Linked DNA regions of Homo sapiens: region 2 is linked to region 1. The links are chromatin contacts, found by Hi-C in ENCODE. All regions are on one chromosome and are shown on one strand. Each heading gives the region's core, a stretch centred on a gene start or an enhancer-like site at or near the end of the contact. The rest is flanking DNA. Distances are from core to core; before and after follow the strand shown.

Region 1 (7,743 bases), core at 1,972-4,471:
TGCTGTTTATTCCACGTGTAATATTTTATCTTTTTAATAAACTATAAGCTTATTATAAGCAGTGTCTATTAGTCTTGTAATAAGTCCTGAAACTCCAACTAACTGGAATTCCATTTTGCTTAGTCCAGGGTTGGACATGTCACTCGATCAAGCCAATAAAAGACCTTGCCTGAAATGGTTATATTACATTTGGAAGAAAAGTTCTGTTTCTAGTAGGTTTGCTAATTTAGGAGAATATGAGAAGTCCCTGCCAGGGGGGAAAGTATATAAATTCGAACAGATAGCAGAAAGAGAGAGGTTGGAAGGAGAGGAGAGGAAAACGCAAGGATGAGGAGAGAAGAAATTTGACAGTATTGAATTTTAGAACCAGCTGGTAAGGTCCTAATACCTGAAACTTTTCTTTAAATCATGTGACCTACTCCCAGCATCTTTTCCAAACTAAAAGATGAACTCTCTTATTTTGGTTAATCTAGTTTGAATAAAAAATATATGACTACTATACAACATCCATATAGAATGTGTTCAATCTACTGGAATTGGTGGCAGGAGTGCGGTTCTTGTTTGTTTCCTGAATTGCTGTTTTTTTGTCTGCTCGATTCCATTTGGGAATGCAACACTTGTATATTTCTGTAGCCATTCTCAATGCTCTTGTATCATAAGGTAACAAGTATTCAATTTTATGACTGCATTATCTTCTAGTTTGGAAGAATAAACTAGGAGTATCTTTAAAGCACACGACAAATTAAAAAAAAATTTTTTTTCTTTTCTTTTGAGACGGAGTCTCACTCTGTCACCCAGGCTGGAGTGTAGTGCCGCGATCTTGGCTCACTGCAAGCTCCACCTCCCAGGTTCAAGTGATTCTCCTGCCTCAGCCTCCCAAGTAGCTAGGACTACAGTCGCGTGCCACCACACCCAGCTAATTTTTGTATTTTTAGTAGAGACAGGGTTTCACCATGTTGGCCAGGATGGTCTCGATCTCCTGACCTCATGATCCACCTGCCTCCTTCTCTCAAAGTGCTGGGATTACAGGTGTGAGCCACTGCGCCCGGCCAAGAAATAATATTTTGTCTGATTTTTTTTCTGTCTATATTGGATCTGAAGCCAAGAGAAGAAAAGATTATCTTTCTTTTCCTCTCCCAGATACTCCAAATGCCAACAAGGTTTTGCCTGTATGGAACACACAATGGTTGCCAAGTCAATACATTTGTGTGCCAAAAAACTCTGAAGGTTAAAATCCTACCCAAAATTGTGTAAAGCTCAACAAATTTACCCTAATGACAATTTGAAGAACATACTTGTCAATTTTTCTGAGCCTTCTTATAAACTCAGAGTGAATGAGAATTCCCAAAACTGCTACTCCTGTGGTGGCTGCAAAATTTAATATTATTTCCTGTTTAATGAAAGTGACATACATGGAGTCTGGAACCAAAATTAGATTTTATGAATAAATAGGAAAGAAGGAATGGAGAGCAGTGGGATCCTAAATCCAAGAAATTAACTCCATCATTGAACCCTATTTAAGTACTGAAGCCCTTGTTAGGAAGAGGAAACCTATTGTAATAAGAGTTTTTCTTTTTTAAGTTGGAGAAAAGCAGAATAGTTGACCCTAAAAACATATCTCTAAAATATGAATCAATTTATTTCTATCTCTGCCTTCCCTAAGGTTAATTTCAACTCTCATCTTCCTGTGGCACCTCTCTAGCAGCTTCACAGAGTTGAGCCATCCTCAACAGAGGGAGCCTTTTCTTCCCATCCTAATCTCCATTCTTTCTGTGAGAGTAAATCATCATCTAATCAGTCATGGAAAGAGAAGAGTTGAAGTGGTGACATATTTCCAGAACAGACATCACAGCGTTGCGCCTCATGGGCAGAGTCCACCATCAATACTGCCCCAGTGATTACATCTCATACTCCAGACATTCTGAGTTCTCTCTTGGCTTCTCTTTGCCATATTCCCTTAAGCTACACAGCCACCTTCTCCGGTAGACCACAGTCTTGCTATTGGTGAAAGATTTCCAAAACCCTTTGGCTTTTCTCTGCCCAAAGAGACAATAAATCTGGTGCTAATGTTTCACAAAGGATCCTCTCTTTCATTATGCTACAAATGTATGCTTGAGTCGTAGTTGAGAGAAAACAGCATAATATAATGCTTAGGATGTGAACCATTTACCTCTGTCACTTAATAGCTGTGTGACCTTAGCTTTTGTAGGATTTAACCTTTACATTTCTCATATGTAAAATGGAGAAAGCAACAATACCTCCAATGTGTGGCTATGTTGAGAATTAAATTAAAAATGTAGAGTTCATACAATGTCTGACACATAGAAAATGCTATGTAAGTACATGCTGTTATTGTTTCCTGAATTCTCCTCTTTTGCTCTTTCCTCTACCTTGTATCCTCCTTTACTACTTTTACAGACACACAGGCACACACCTCTCTACCTCCATACACAAAACCACATACACATTCCCCCTTCAATTAAGTTAAATCCTTAGCTTGTCACTTTAATGGGAATTTACTGCTTAACAGCTTTACACCGCTTTGGGAATTTGTGCTTGTTATAAACAGATTAAAAATTAACATATTTAAGAACTTTGTCTTATCACAAATTTCAAACCAGGTTTAGAGGCAAATCTACAGGAGTTATTTTAAAGTTGGTCTGATCAATGTACTGTTAAAGCTACTTCTACTTTTTTTAGTAAAATGAAAGGAAGGATGGAAAGAAGGAAGGAAGGGAGGAAGGAAAGATGGATGGACGGACGGACAGAAGGAAGGAAGGAAAGAAGGAAGGAAGGAAGGAGAGAAAGAAAGCAGGCAGGCAGGCTCTAAGGAAAATCATAAAACTGCATCAAAATTCACTAGAAAACAATCCCATTTCATATTCTGCTAAACGCCATAGGAAATGACATTTGCTATAGTAAGAAAAACAGATGGTGGAGAGAGAGTGGAAAATACAACTCCTTGAACACTGAGAATGAAAATGCCACTGTGAACATTTTGGGTCTCTCTGACGTGTTCCTTTATCAAGTTGTAGCCTCCAAGACAACCACTTTCTTTATTATATGCATGCCTTCCAGCCTGAAATAGTTTTGTGGGGCTTCCAAAGTAAGAAGCGAGTGGTGTTTTGGATGTGTGTTTGTGTGAGGTTGCATGTGAGTTCATGAGTGGGGCCAGGACAGAGAACACTGAGGGTCATTCAAACCCATGAGACAGACAACTCTGACCCAGGATCCTTCGCCAGCAGCACAGTGATTCATCCTCTCAGGCACAAGTACATCAAGTCCTCTGTTTTCTCTTAGTTCACATTTGTCCTCTTCAAACCAATGAGTCATAAGTTGGAAATATGTATGAAATAAGCTAGCATAATATGTCACTGAATTATTTCTGGTGATTCAATATACACATCCTAGGACACCAGGCATCTGAAAGGCAAATTTTTAAATTCAAGAGATTTATACAAAGCAGATACAGTTGATTGTGTAAGAAAGAAGAAAATCAGGTGCAAGAAGAAACAGATCCTGGTAAAACGATTAACTTTCAGTAAGGGGGGTAAAATATTTCTTCCTGCTCTCAAAAGGATAATTTTCTTCAGAGGAAATTGCATAAATTCTTGGTCACTTGAATTAGCAGAGAACTATTCTTGCCAAAGTTTAGTGCTGGGAAACAAATGATATTTTGGCCTCTTGCAAAACGATTCTACCTCTCCACAGCAAAATGAGCTTCATTCCTTAATGCAAACAGAATTCATACCTTCCCATTCGTACCTTCAAACCTCAATTACCTGAGAAATCAGAGGATGATTTCCTCTTATGAAGAAGTTTTATCATGAGAAAATGGAAACCTGAAAACATAATGCCTGGCCTGATAATGACCAAGGCAGAACCTCTTCCCATACTCATTTGTTCAGCAATTACTTGCTGGGTGCCTCCCTTGTGTCAGGTCACAGGTATCCCAGGCACTGAGGAGGCAGCAGTGCACAGGCTGACACTGCCCATTTCCTTTTGGAGCAATGGAGCAAGACAGGCACTTAGCAAATATTAGGTTGTTGCAAAAGTGATTGCGGTTTTTGCCATTACTTTCAATGGCAAAAGCAGTGACTGCTTTCGCGCCAACCTAATAGCAATAGAAGTCATGCCCATGACAATAAGTGGTATAAAGAGCAGCAGACATGGCCACCTTGCTTGTTTGGGCTTAGAAGAGGCATGTATGATGAAGACCTGAAGATCTGAAATTCAGCTGAGACTCCAGAAATTGGAGAATGAGAAGGCATTGGCAAGAATATTTCAAAGTAAAGGAAAGGTTACGGCAAGGCCCTGAGGCTGGAAAGAGAATGGAGTTTCTGAGAAACTGACATAGGAATGTAACTGGAGCACAAAGAAAGAGAGACATGGGAGATGAGGCTGGGGAAGGCAGCGGTCAAACTGGGAAGATATTCTAAGCCATGCTGAGAGCGCTCGACTTTCTCAAAAGGGTAATTACAAATCACTGGAAGCTGAGAGAGAGAGACAGTTACATGTGCATTTTTAAAGATAACTAGCTTTTATAAAAAGAATTTGTGGAGGAGAAAGGAAAAAGAAAATGTCTGGGCAATATAGAGGTTCTCCAATATCTGGATCCAAGATAATGGCTATGGGGGAAAGGAAATGTAAAAAAGGCTGTGATAAACTGAGAAAGCCTTATCAATAAGACTTGTTTCATGCATGTATAAGATGGAGCTGGATGAAAGGAAAAAAATCAAATGGAAGTGAAAGGGGGTCTCTGTGAACCCACCTCAGTGAATTTTTTTTTAAATCTTCCTCTCAGTATCACACATATGCTTATAGCTTAACTAACGTAACTTTAACTAGTCTTCCAACTCTCAGTTCCCTCTTCCTCACTATTTTATACAATTAACTTCACAATGAAATCCATAGTTGAAAGACTCTCTGGTCAGGGTCACAGCAGAACAAGGGGAGGAATTGCTATTACTCAGAGAGGGTGGCCTGGGCCAATCGACAACTGATAGGATTGGTGTTATCTCCCTTTTGGTAAGCTGGGAGTACAGCCTCAGACTTATATGGAATTTTTTTGTATTTTTTTCTTTCTTAAAAACTATTTTTCTGTATTTAAGGGGCACAGGTGCAGGTTTCTTTTTTTATATATACTTTAAGTTTTAGGTACATGTGCACAGTGTGCAGGTTTGTTACATATGTATACATGTGCCATGTTGGTGTTCTGCACACATCAACTCGTCATTTACATTAGGTATTTCTCCTAATGCTATCCCTCCCCCCGTCTGCCACCCCCTGACATGCCCTGGTGTGTGATGTTCCCCACCCTCTGTCCATGTGTTCTCATTGTTCAACTCCCACCTATGAGTGAGAACATGTGGTGTTTGGTTTTTCTGTCCTTGTGATAGTTTGCTGAGAACGATGGTTTCCAGCTTCATCCATGTCCCTGCAAAGGTCATGACCTAATCCTTTTTTATGAATGCATAGTATCCCATGGTGTATATGCCACATTTTCTTAATCTAGTCTATCACTGATGGACATTTGGGTGGGTTCCAAGTCTTTGCTATTGTGAATAGTGCTGCAATAAACATATGTGTGCATGCGTCTTTATAGTAGCATGATTTATAATACTTTGAGTATATACCTGGTAATGGCATAGCTGGGTCAAATGGTATTTCTAGTTCTAGATCCTTGAGGAATTGCCACACTGTCTTCCACAATGGTTGAACTAATTTATACTCTCACCAACAGTGTGAAGTGTTCCTATTTCTCCACATTCTCTCCAGCACCTGTTGTTTCCTGGCTTTTTAATGATCGCCATTCTAACTGGTGTGAGATGGTATCTCATTGTGGTTTTGATTTGCATTTCTCTAATGACCAGTGATGATGAGCATTTTTCCATATGTCTGTTGGCTGCATAAATATCTTCTTTTGAGAAGTGTCTGTTCATATCCTTTGCCCACTTTTTGATGGGGTTATTTTTTTCTTGTAAATTTGTTTAAGTTCTTTGTAGATTATGGATATTAGCCCTTTGTCATATGAGTAGATTGCAAAAATTTTCTCCCATTCTGTAGGTTGCCTGTTCACTCTGATGGTAGTATCTTTTGCTGTGCAGAAGCTCTTTAGTTGAACTAGATCCCACTTGTCTACTTTGGCTTTTGTTGCCATTGCTTTTGGTGCGTTAGTCATGAAGTCTTTGCCCATGCCTATGTCCTGAATGGTATTGCCTAGGTTTTCTTATAAGGTTTTTATGGTTTTTAGGTCTTACATTTAAGTCTTTAATCCATCTTGAATTAATTTTTGTATGAGGTGTAAGGAAGGGATCCAGTTTTTGCTTTCTACATATGGCTAGCCAGTTTTCCCAGCATCATTTATTAAATAGGGAATCCTTTCCCCATGGTTTGTTTTTGTCAGGTTTGTCAAAGATCAGATGGTTGTAGACGTGTGGTGTTATTTCTGAGGGTTCTGTTCTTTTCCATTGGTCTATATCTCTGTTTTGGTACCAGTACCATGCTGTTTTGGTTACTGTAGCCTTGTAGTATAGTTTGGTGTCAGGTAGCGTGATGCCTCCAGCTTTGTCCTTTTTGCTTAGGATTCTGTTGGCTATGAGGGCTCTTTTTTGGTTCCGTATGAACTTTAAAGGAGTTTTTCCCAATTCTGTGAATAAAGTCAGTGGTAGCTTGATGGGGACAGCATTGAATCTATAAATTACCTTGGGCAGTATGGTCATTTTCATGATATTGATTCTTCCTATCCATGAGCATGGAATGTTCTTCCATTTGTTTGTGTCCTCTTTTATTTCCTTAGGCAGTGGTTTGTAGTTCTCCTTGAAGAGGACCTTCACATCCACAAGTACAGGTTTCTTACATACATATATTGTGTAGTGGTGAAGTCTGGGCATTCAGTGTACCCATCACTCAAATAGTGAACATTGTGCCGATTAGGTAGTTTTTCAATTTTCACCCCCCCTTCCCATGCTCTCACCGTTCATAGTCTCCAATGTCTATTATGAGATCATTTTACTATGACATCTGAAAAAATCGAAGTATACATGTAGAAAGAAATATGTTACGATTTTAGGCAGCCAAAGAGTGGTATCCTATCATAGACATTTGTCATTTTTGGGGGGTGCCTAGCATCTGATCTTCCTCCTTAAATTTAGAGACATTCACAACTTACAGATCTTGATGGGAGGTATATCCTACTGCAGAAGCAAAAGGTGGTATATACTCGCTATCCCAGACTTTCTTGCAGCTAGGGGACAGGCACATTTCCACAGCATCTCTCAGATGTACCCAGCCTGTATTATAAATAAAGAACTAATGACAAAAAGAAAAGATAGTTGAAAATGTGCTCTGCTGATAGTGGTGATGGCATAGTATCTGCTTTTCAGGGACACTAGGCTGAAATTCAGGAGCCAAATTCAGGAATTACCAGCAATAGTGCAGGCAAGACACACCTGAAGGCGTAGTTCTCGGCAGTGTACCAACTGCTATTTTCTCCAGACCAGTTACATGATGTGTTTTGCTGTTGTTGTTCTTGTTGTTGTGACTCTTGCTGCATTAAATCGAAACCTATTTATTCTGCCTTCCCAGTAATTCTGGGATTTGCAGTATCATTTCAATTAATTTATTTCTTCCATTTGTATGTGGCCTTTAAACTAAAACCCTTTACTCATATAGTAACCACTCTTTAGCAACAAAAGATAAACAAGTGTGAGAATTTTTAGAGTTTGTGTGTTAAAGTGTGTG
Region 2 (7,743 bases), core at 2,323-4,822, 130 kb before region 1:
CTATTTGTATTAGTTTTGTTTTTCTAGTTCCTGATGAACTCTCTTTTGCTCTGAGAGAGAGAGAGAAAGAGACAGGGAGAGAGAGAAGAGAGTATTGGAAAGATGAGTAATTCAAGATGGAAAAATTGCATGTCTTCATCCACTCATTTCTCTTTAGTTTTATTATATGCATTTGTTGTTCAGTTTTGTGAAGTACAATGTCAGATTCCAGACCTAACATCAGCAGCTGTCTTTCTTGATGTAGGAATAGCCTTGTCAACTCTCAGACCAAACTTACGTTGTGAGGGGAGTTCACTGCAGCCAGTCTCTTGACTGTTGCTCTGTAATACGTCTGCCATCTCTTGCAATAGTTCCTGTCACCAAGATGCATGAGGGTACTACTTGCCAACTTGAAAAAACATCTGTCCTGATTTCTGAATACTACTGCTTAGGTGGCTTTGTTCATTACTGTCATTTGTGATATAGCATCAAATTTGTTTTGTTACTGTCACCTGTGATACAGCATCAAACCAGCTATATGTTGCCTTCAAGTGCTTCTCCTTAACCTGGTCTTACACACACTCCTTCTGGCCAAAACTCCTCAAGTTGCTGACAATTTGATGACTTACATGGTTTCAATCATAAATGGAAATTATCTCTTAGTTTATAGTTCAGAGAAGAGAAAGTGGTGATAAATCATACACGTGTCCTCATGGTTTCATCATTCTTCACAGTGCTTTTGAAAGTAGTAGTTACTACTTTCTAGTTACTATCTAGATCTTTGAAACTTTAGAAAGAGAAAACATTAAATAGAAGAAAAGCAAGGTCTTTCATATAGCAAACACTCTTGGTTTTCTCTGCCCATACTCAAATTTGGAGGTGTGATTATAAAGCTACAGGAAGCTAAAATGTGTTTTCCCACCCAACACATAACTGACTCTCTTTGCGTTTCTATGATACATATCTCAGTGGACTAAATCAATCTATATTTCAAATTCTTGGGAAGGAAGGAGGGAAGAGCAAATAGATTGTTTGAATATAAATGAGTATTATATTTGTCCTATTTCCATTTATTAAGAGAACAGAGGTAAGATTACTTACAGGCGTGGTGGCAGGCGCCTGTAATCCCAACTCCTCGGGAGGCTGACGCAGGAGAATTGCTTGAACCCGGGAGGCAGAGGTTGCAGTGAGCTGAGATGATGCCACTCCAGCCTGGGGGACAAGAGCGAGACTTCATCTTAAAAAAAAAAATGATTACTTAGGCCTGGATGATATTCTGACATTTAGAAAGATATTGTAAACATCTATGAGTTTCACTATTTTAAGTTTCACTTATTTTTCATCAAGTTAAGTGTAAGTCAATATTTTACTAATTTAACTAATAATGATCTGCAATAGAACAAAATCTATGTTGCCAGTCACTAATGGTGATTACATAGATTCATTCCAAGAGAGCTCATTGGTTCTCAGAACCAGAGACATGAAAAAATCACTTAATTCAAGATATTATATAAAAAGAATAGGCATTCTATAAATGTTTTGGCGTCTATAAAATGAACAGATGCCAAAACATCTACAGTATCTAAAACAGGCTTTGGTTAATGGTTTGTGTTAATCAGACCTGGATATACATAAAGGGAATGTGAAAGCACAGCAAAATAGGAACAAAAGCTAAACAAATGTCATTCTTTTCAACGACTCACTAATACATGGCTAAGAATGTATTTTCTGTATTTTCAGAATAAAATAAGTTAGCTATAATAAGCTGCTAATTCTGCTAAGGGTTGGAAGTGGTGCTACCATTTGGAAATGCCAAGGTATTTAAATGAATACTACTAAATCTATTACAGCAAATCTCAACCCAAAAGCAATTTGTATTTTGTTGTTGTGCATGTTGATATAAAAGAAAAGAACATAATGAACTGAAGTTTCCCCCCCAAAGGAACCTGACCTCCTTAATGGGGGAAAAAAGAAAAGAAAACTAAAATTTAAAACAGCTGTTTGGCCTAAAAAGAGAAAAAGATTCCCCAGTGACAAATTTACAATCAAGAGGAAATCAGTTCCAAAAAATAAAATGAAGGCAGCCAATCTGATTGTTTCTGAATTTATATAAAATAATTTGAGCATCAAAGGACAGGAAAGAGAAATGTCTACAAAGGACCCCTCTATAGTAACTCTCCAAAACTAATATGGAAAAAAGAAGAAACAAAATGTAGTACTTGAATATATTATCCATTTATGATTTTTTAAACTGCCACAAAAATTTCAATATGCCTAACAAAGCTATATCAGAGATCACTGATGCTAAACTCTAAATCTAACCACACTACAACCTGTACCTTGAATACAGAGACATCAAGAGTGTCCTATGATAGGAAATAACATTTCTAGGACAATAGGTAAATAGCATACATAAAATAAATTTAAAATATAAATCCCATTTCTTTAGCAATTAAATTGAAATAAAAGCATGCAGAAAAATTAGAATCAGAAGTGGTAGTAAAATCTGGATCTGCTTTAATCAAGTCAATCCATCCTAAACCTACAAACTGACTTTCTTTCTTGATTGAAAAAATTCACTATCATAAGTGAAAGGCACAGCTAGTTTCAATTTGCAACTCTTTGCTCTCGCAAAGAACAGCCTAAAATTCTTAACACGTGCCTAGTGCCTGCACTCTGCTTGCAATCTAGATTATTACATAGTTAGGAGTGAATACCAAATGCCTCACAAACTGGAAAAGATTTAAGATAGAATTCAAGATATGAAGATGACTTACAAGTTGCAATCTAATCCCAAGACTTTTGTTTAACAAATTTATTTTATTTTATTCTGCATTAGTATAACATCTCAAAAGATCAGGTTTATGTGTAAATAAATGAGCTCAGTTCAATTTTTTACAATTGGGAAAAGAGGAGAATTAAGTACTAATTATATTGATTAAAATACTGTGGTATCCTGTGAACTCCATTTGCAGTTATCTTTTTGTTTACCCTCAGCCTCACTTCATGTCATTAGGTTTTCCCTTCACCTGCCACAATTTGAAATGGTTATGAATATCGTGCCCCCTTCTTAACCAAAGGGAAGTTTTGCCAAACTATGCTGTCAGAGGAGTTGCTTGAAGGCATACGTAATTCATAGAATGAAATTTATGCTCTCTAGCAAAACATATTCAGAAAATTATTTTACTTAAAAAAGAACTCCAATTTGTTAAGATACAATTTCTTTTAGTTACCCCTTAATGTTGTTAACATTATATCCATTGTTTGGTGCTCCATAAAGATACTCAGAAAAACATACTAAGAAACCCATATATAAAACCTTTTGTATTGCCACAATAAAAATTGGGATGCAGGTAATTAGTGATAAAATAGTGGAAAAAATTCAAAATGCCCATGCTATTCCCAACGGCAATGAATGGTTTCTGTATGAATAATGACATGTACACAAAATGAAAAATAACTTAGTCATTTTTAAGAAAAAGAATGATGATAACTGCATCCCAGTATGATGATAAAACATAATTTCAGATGTTGTGGCTTTCGACCAGAGGAGGCAGGATCCTGAGCAAGGGAACTCTCTGGTGGCCAGAACTGCTGAGCACACATTCTGAAACCAAGACACTAAAGCTCGATGAGTACTCTGAAACACCAGGAAAGGCTAAACAAGTTTCCAAATTGAAAACTCAGAATTTTCTCTATTTGCTTTACCTGAAATTTAAATTATGTATGACAGGATTTTTTTAGTCTTACCAACTAAATTGGGGAGAAGTAGCAAATAAATTTTTGAGACAAATGAAAGTTGCTTTTCTTTCATAACATTGACCATAATGTTTGTTCATGAATGTCTAAAAAAGTGGAAAAGAGGGCTTCCAAGGGGCTGTTACAGGAGGCATATGCAGAAGGGGCTTTGTCTGTATGAGGGTCTCAAGGACAAACTTGACCACAGTCATAAAGAGACAGCCACAAAAGCCGTAAGTTGTATGGATGGTTCTTTCAGCCCATATTCTGTCAGCCACAGTGGATGAGGAATGCCCTTTGAAATTTAACAACCAGCACAGTAAATTCCAACCAGGAGCTTTATTAAATCTTCTTAAAACTTATTCATATTTTTAGATTATTTACCTTTTGAAGATACCAATTCCAGAATGTTTCCACTGGAATTTTTACAGCTGGTATGTTGCATTTATTTAAAGATAATTCACTTATTTTTCTCATGTTTATTAAACAAATATATGCTATATACATACATATACACATGTGACCACAGAACAACAAAATGCACAACAAAATGAGCAACAACCACAGAACAACCACAGAACAACAAAATGAGCAACATTATTGCAACACTGAGTTGATATGATTCCAACTGAAAGGAAAAACACTCAACATTTTAGTTTCTTCCACCCTTATTATCAATAAACACTAAACGTTCCTTATGTATTTTTTAATCCTGAAAATAGCTTGTGAGTCTATCCTTTCCCTTGATTGTTTCCTTGTACATCATCTCAAATTCTGGGTATGCATATTTGGATATAATTATAATACATATTTACAACAGATTCAAAAGGATTTCTTTACCTTTTAAACTAAACTGATTTTATGAGGAATCCATTGTATTGCTCATCCCTGAGGTAAGATAAGTCGATTTTGTAAAGACTTAGGTATTTGTTTTAACTGAGTCAAATAGTTGTTTCTGACAAATTTAAAGCAACCTTGGGCTTAACAGTCAAATATGACATTTGAAACAAGGAAGTTGTAAATCCCTCTCTACTCCACTCAGATCACTGCTGAGCACTGTGCTTTTAGAGAGACATCGATGAATTTGAGGTTTTTTAGAAAAAGGAGGTATAGTTGATAAGGGGATTCAAAATTATGCTCAAGGAGAACTTTGTATGAGTTATGGCAAAGAAGCTGATAGGGCCAACTATTCCATGTTTCTATGAACGAATAATATGCTTATATAATGTATATAAAGAAGTTCCATGATTTCTCAAATTTATAATTCAAAATACCATAAATCAAATTAGAATTCAGAATCTAGCTATATTGCACAAATAAAATGTAAATGATAGCTTCACTCATTTTGGGTAGGAATTATTACTTTTTTCATCCCTCTATATAAAATGGAATTTTGATACTCTTATAGAAAATTGAACGTTTTACAGGGTCTCAGATTTTATATAACCTGTGGGTGCCTAGATTTTGCAAAGCAAAATCTATTATTCTGTAAAAATCTCTAGAATATAAGGATAAGAAAAGAGTTTGATGACATTTGACATGTCCTATATAGTCATGTTCTTTTTTTAAGTTGACACTTTTCAAACAATGCTTTTCAGAACTAAAGTTTCAAAGGAAGTCCTTAAGGGAATCTTTGGATGTGTAAGTGAAAATGAAGGGAATACCCCATCCCTACAGTAAGATTTGATTTGGAAAAATGCATTTCGCCGCATTATACTTATGTGTTTATATACACACGGTGAAAATGCAGTGCATTTTTTAATAATCATTTTTATAAAATATCTCCTTATAATCAATATACATTGTTAGTATGATTTTTACCAAATTTATCTTAGGTCTTTCAGGATACTCACAAGAGGCTATATGGTATGTAAAAAATGACTATATTTTCATTCCATGTTTTGTGTACCACTTGGCATCACTCAGGGAAGAGAGAGGTAACATTTCTCTTGTACTAGTTCTTGGGCAAGAGCAGTTCCAAGAAAATGTGATTAGCTGTAATCTAGCCTCTTGCATTGCACTTGCACTTTTGAGTATCCTCTTGATTGCAAAAGCATAGGAATTGTACTACAAACACTATGATCTTTGCTTATCGAGATATAAAAGTATTTTACAGTAGCACTATTGAAACTTCCATTTTTTAAAATATTAGTTTTCCATGTAGCGTTATTGCATAATTTCATTCATTGTATACACAGATTACCAGGGTCTACCTTATTTGGTGGGTGCAAGAATTTAATACCTAAAGGACATAGACCTTGCTATGAAAATAAGGGAAGTAAAAAAAATCAACAGAAAATTGTAATGCACTATGATAAGTCCCATAATGAAAGGATATGGAAGAGACCTCTAATTCAGATTAAAGGGACAAAAAAAGCTTCACAAAAAGAGGGACATAATTTAATTAATAGTAAAATATACCCCAGGAAGTAGAAGAGCATTCCAGGCAGAAGGAGAATATGGTAGAAAAAACACATGTGGATTTGTATGGTTATAAGAAAGAATAGTACAAGTTAGAGGGAGATGAGAAATAAGACTAATAAGAGATAAAAGATCATGAACTTTACATCAAGCGAGAAGTTTGAATTTTATCATATAGGATAAAATATTTAAATATTTCAAGCAATGAGTATGACCGTGGAGTTGGAATCATGAAAGTTTGAGGGATCTTATACAGAAAAAAAAATGAACAGGGCTTGGATATATATGTATAGTGTGACAGAGAGATGTTAATAAAGACACCTCTTCCTTAATGTTTTTAAACTAAGGTGAATGAGTAGATGCTCTCGGAATTATAACATTCCACTAGAACCACTTAATATGTGCCATTAAAAATATTTTCTTGCCAGGTATGGTGTCTCATACCTGTTATCCTAGACCTTTGGGAGGCCAAGGCAAAAGGATCACTTAAGTTTGGGAGTTTGAGGCCAGCCTGGACAACATATTTAGAACCCATCTCTATGAAAAAAATAAAAATAATAAGCTGGGTGTGGTGGCGCATACCTGTAGTCCTGGCTACTTGGGAAAATGAGGTGGGAGGAGGATTGCTTGAGCTCGGGATGCCGAGGCTGCAGTGAGCTGCGATCACGCTATCGCTCTCCAGCCCAGGCAACAGAGCAACACCCTGTCTCAAAAAAATACAAAAATCCCCTAAAATTTTCCAGGGAGGACTTGTCACTCCAGTAAAATATTTTGTTTCCTTTATGCCACTTAAACAACAGGTACCATGACTTTTCTTAACCAGACTATCTACATCCTTTTCTCAAAAACGCACCCTTCCTCCCTAGCTGGAGCTCATCTCCGTGAAAACACACCTAGCCATCTAAGGAAAGCACATACTGTCATGATGTTAACCAACCTTCAATTTCTAACACAGACCCACCGCTTTCTCCTCATGTTTGTTACCTTTGCTTTGGCTTCAAAAGTCTTCATCAGTTTGCCCTTTTCTTAACTACATTGTTCCATTATAACTCTCAATTATTTCTTCATTTCACTAGTTACCTGAACACTAGATACTTTTCTCACACATGTGGCTGAAATAAGTATAAAACTACTTCTGGCACACCCATTTGATTGGATAATTTTTCATGCTTTCACTTTATTTTTCTTCGAAAGCTTTTATCACCACAACTAATAAAAACAGTGAATACTGCTCAGGGAAATGTTCTAATACCTGCAAAAAAAAAAAATTCTGTAGTCTATGAAGAAATATCTTCTCTTGAGTTTCCACCTAAAATATTCACATACCTGTGCAAATATAAAATCAGCTGTGGGTAACTTTCTGTATTCATTCAATTCCTTACAGTTTGTTTAGTTTCTTCTGTAATGCTTAAATTTACTCCACAGCAAATCCAAACAAAAACAAATATTTCAAAGCAACTTAATAAAACATATGCCAAAACAAAACAAAAAACCCAAAAATATTTCTTTATAAATAAAAAAGACCCGAATGAATTGAGGAAATGTGTATAGATCTGAATTCATTTCTAAGAAGTTTCTCTCACTTATTCCTGAATGCTCACTTGG

What was found. A loop is a pair of places that touch in the nucleus more often than their neighbours do. Pooled maps may share reads with other maps.
Region 2: a map of heart right ventricle shows a loop between it and region 1 (2.6-fold over the local background). The contact joins two enhancer-like sites. A Hi-C loop is called at or near these places in 4 of 168 maps with a recorded cell type or tissue (Right ventricle myocardium inferior, heart left ventricle and heart right ventricle) and 5 of 50 pooled maps.

What each region holds. Positions count from the first base shown.
Region 1 is chr13:80,465,554-80,473,296 of GRCh38, reverse strand. No RefSeq gene overlaps it. Among named protein-coding and RNA genes, the nearest start is that of SPRY2, 130 kb to the right of the region's middle. Within about 2 kb of position 3,221, at least 13 of the 41 ENCODE cell types and tissues checked have a DNase peak (open chromatin) inside an H3K27ac peak, as active enhancers do; they include heart right ventricle, where a contact is called at or near this core.
Region 2 is chr13:80,600,105-80,607,847 of GRCh38, reverse strand. No RefSeq gene overlaps it. Among named protein-coding and RNA genes, the nearest start is that of SPRY2, 260 kb to the right of the region's middle. Within about 2 kb of position 3,572, at least 3 of the 41 ENCODE cell types and tissues checked have a DNase peak (open chromatin) inside an H3K27ac peak, as active enhancers do; they include heart right ventricle, where a contact is called at or near this core.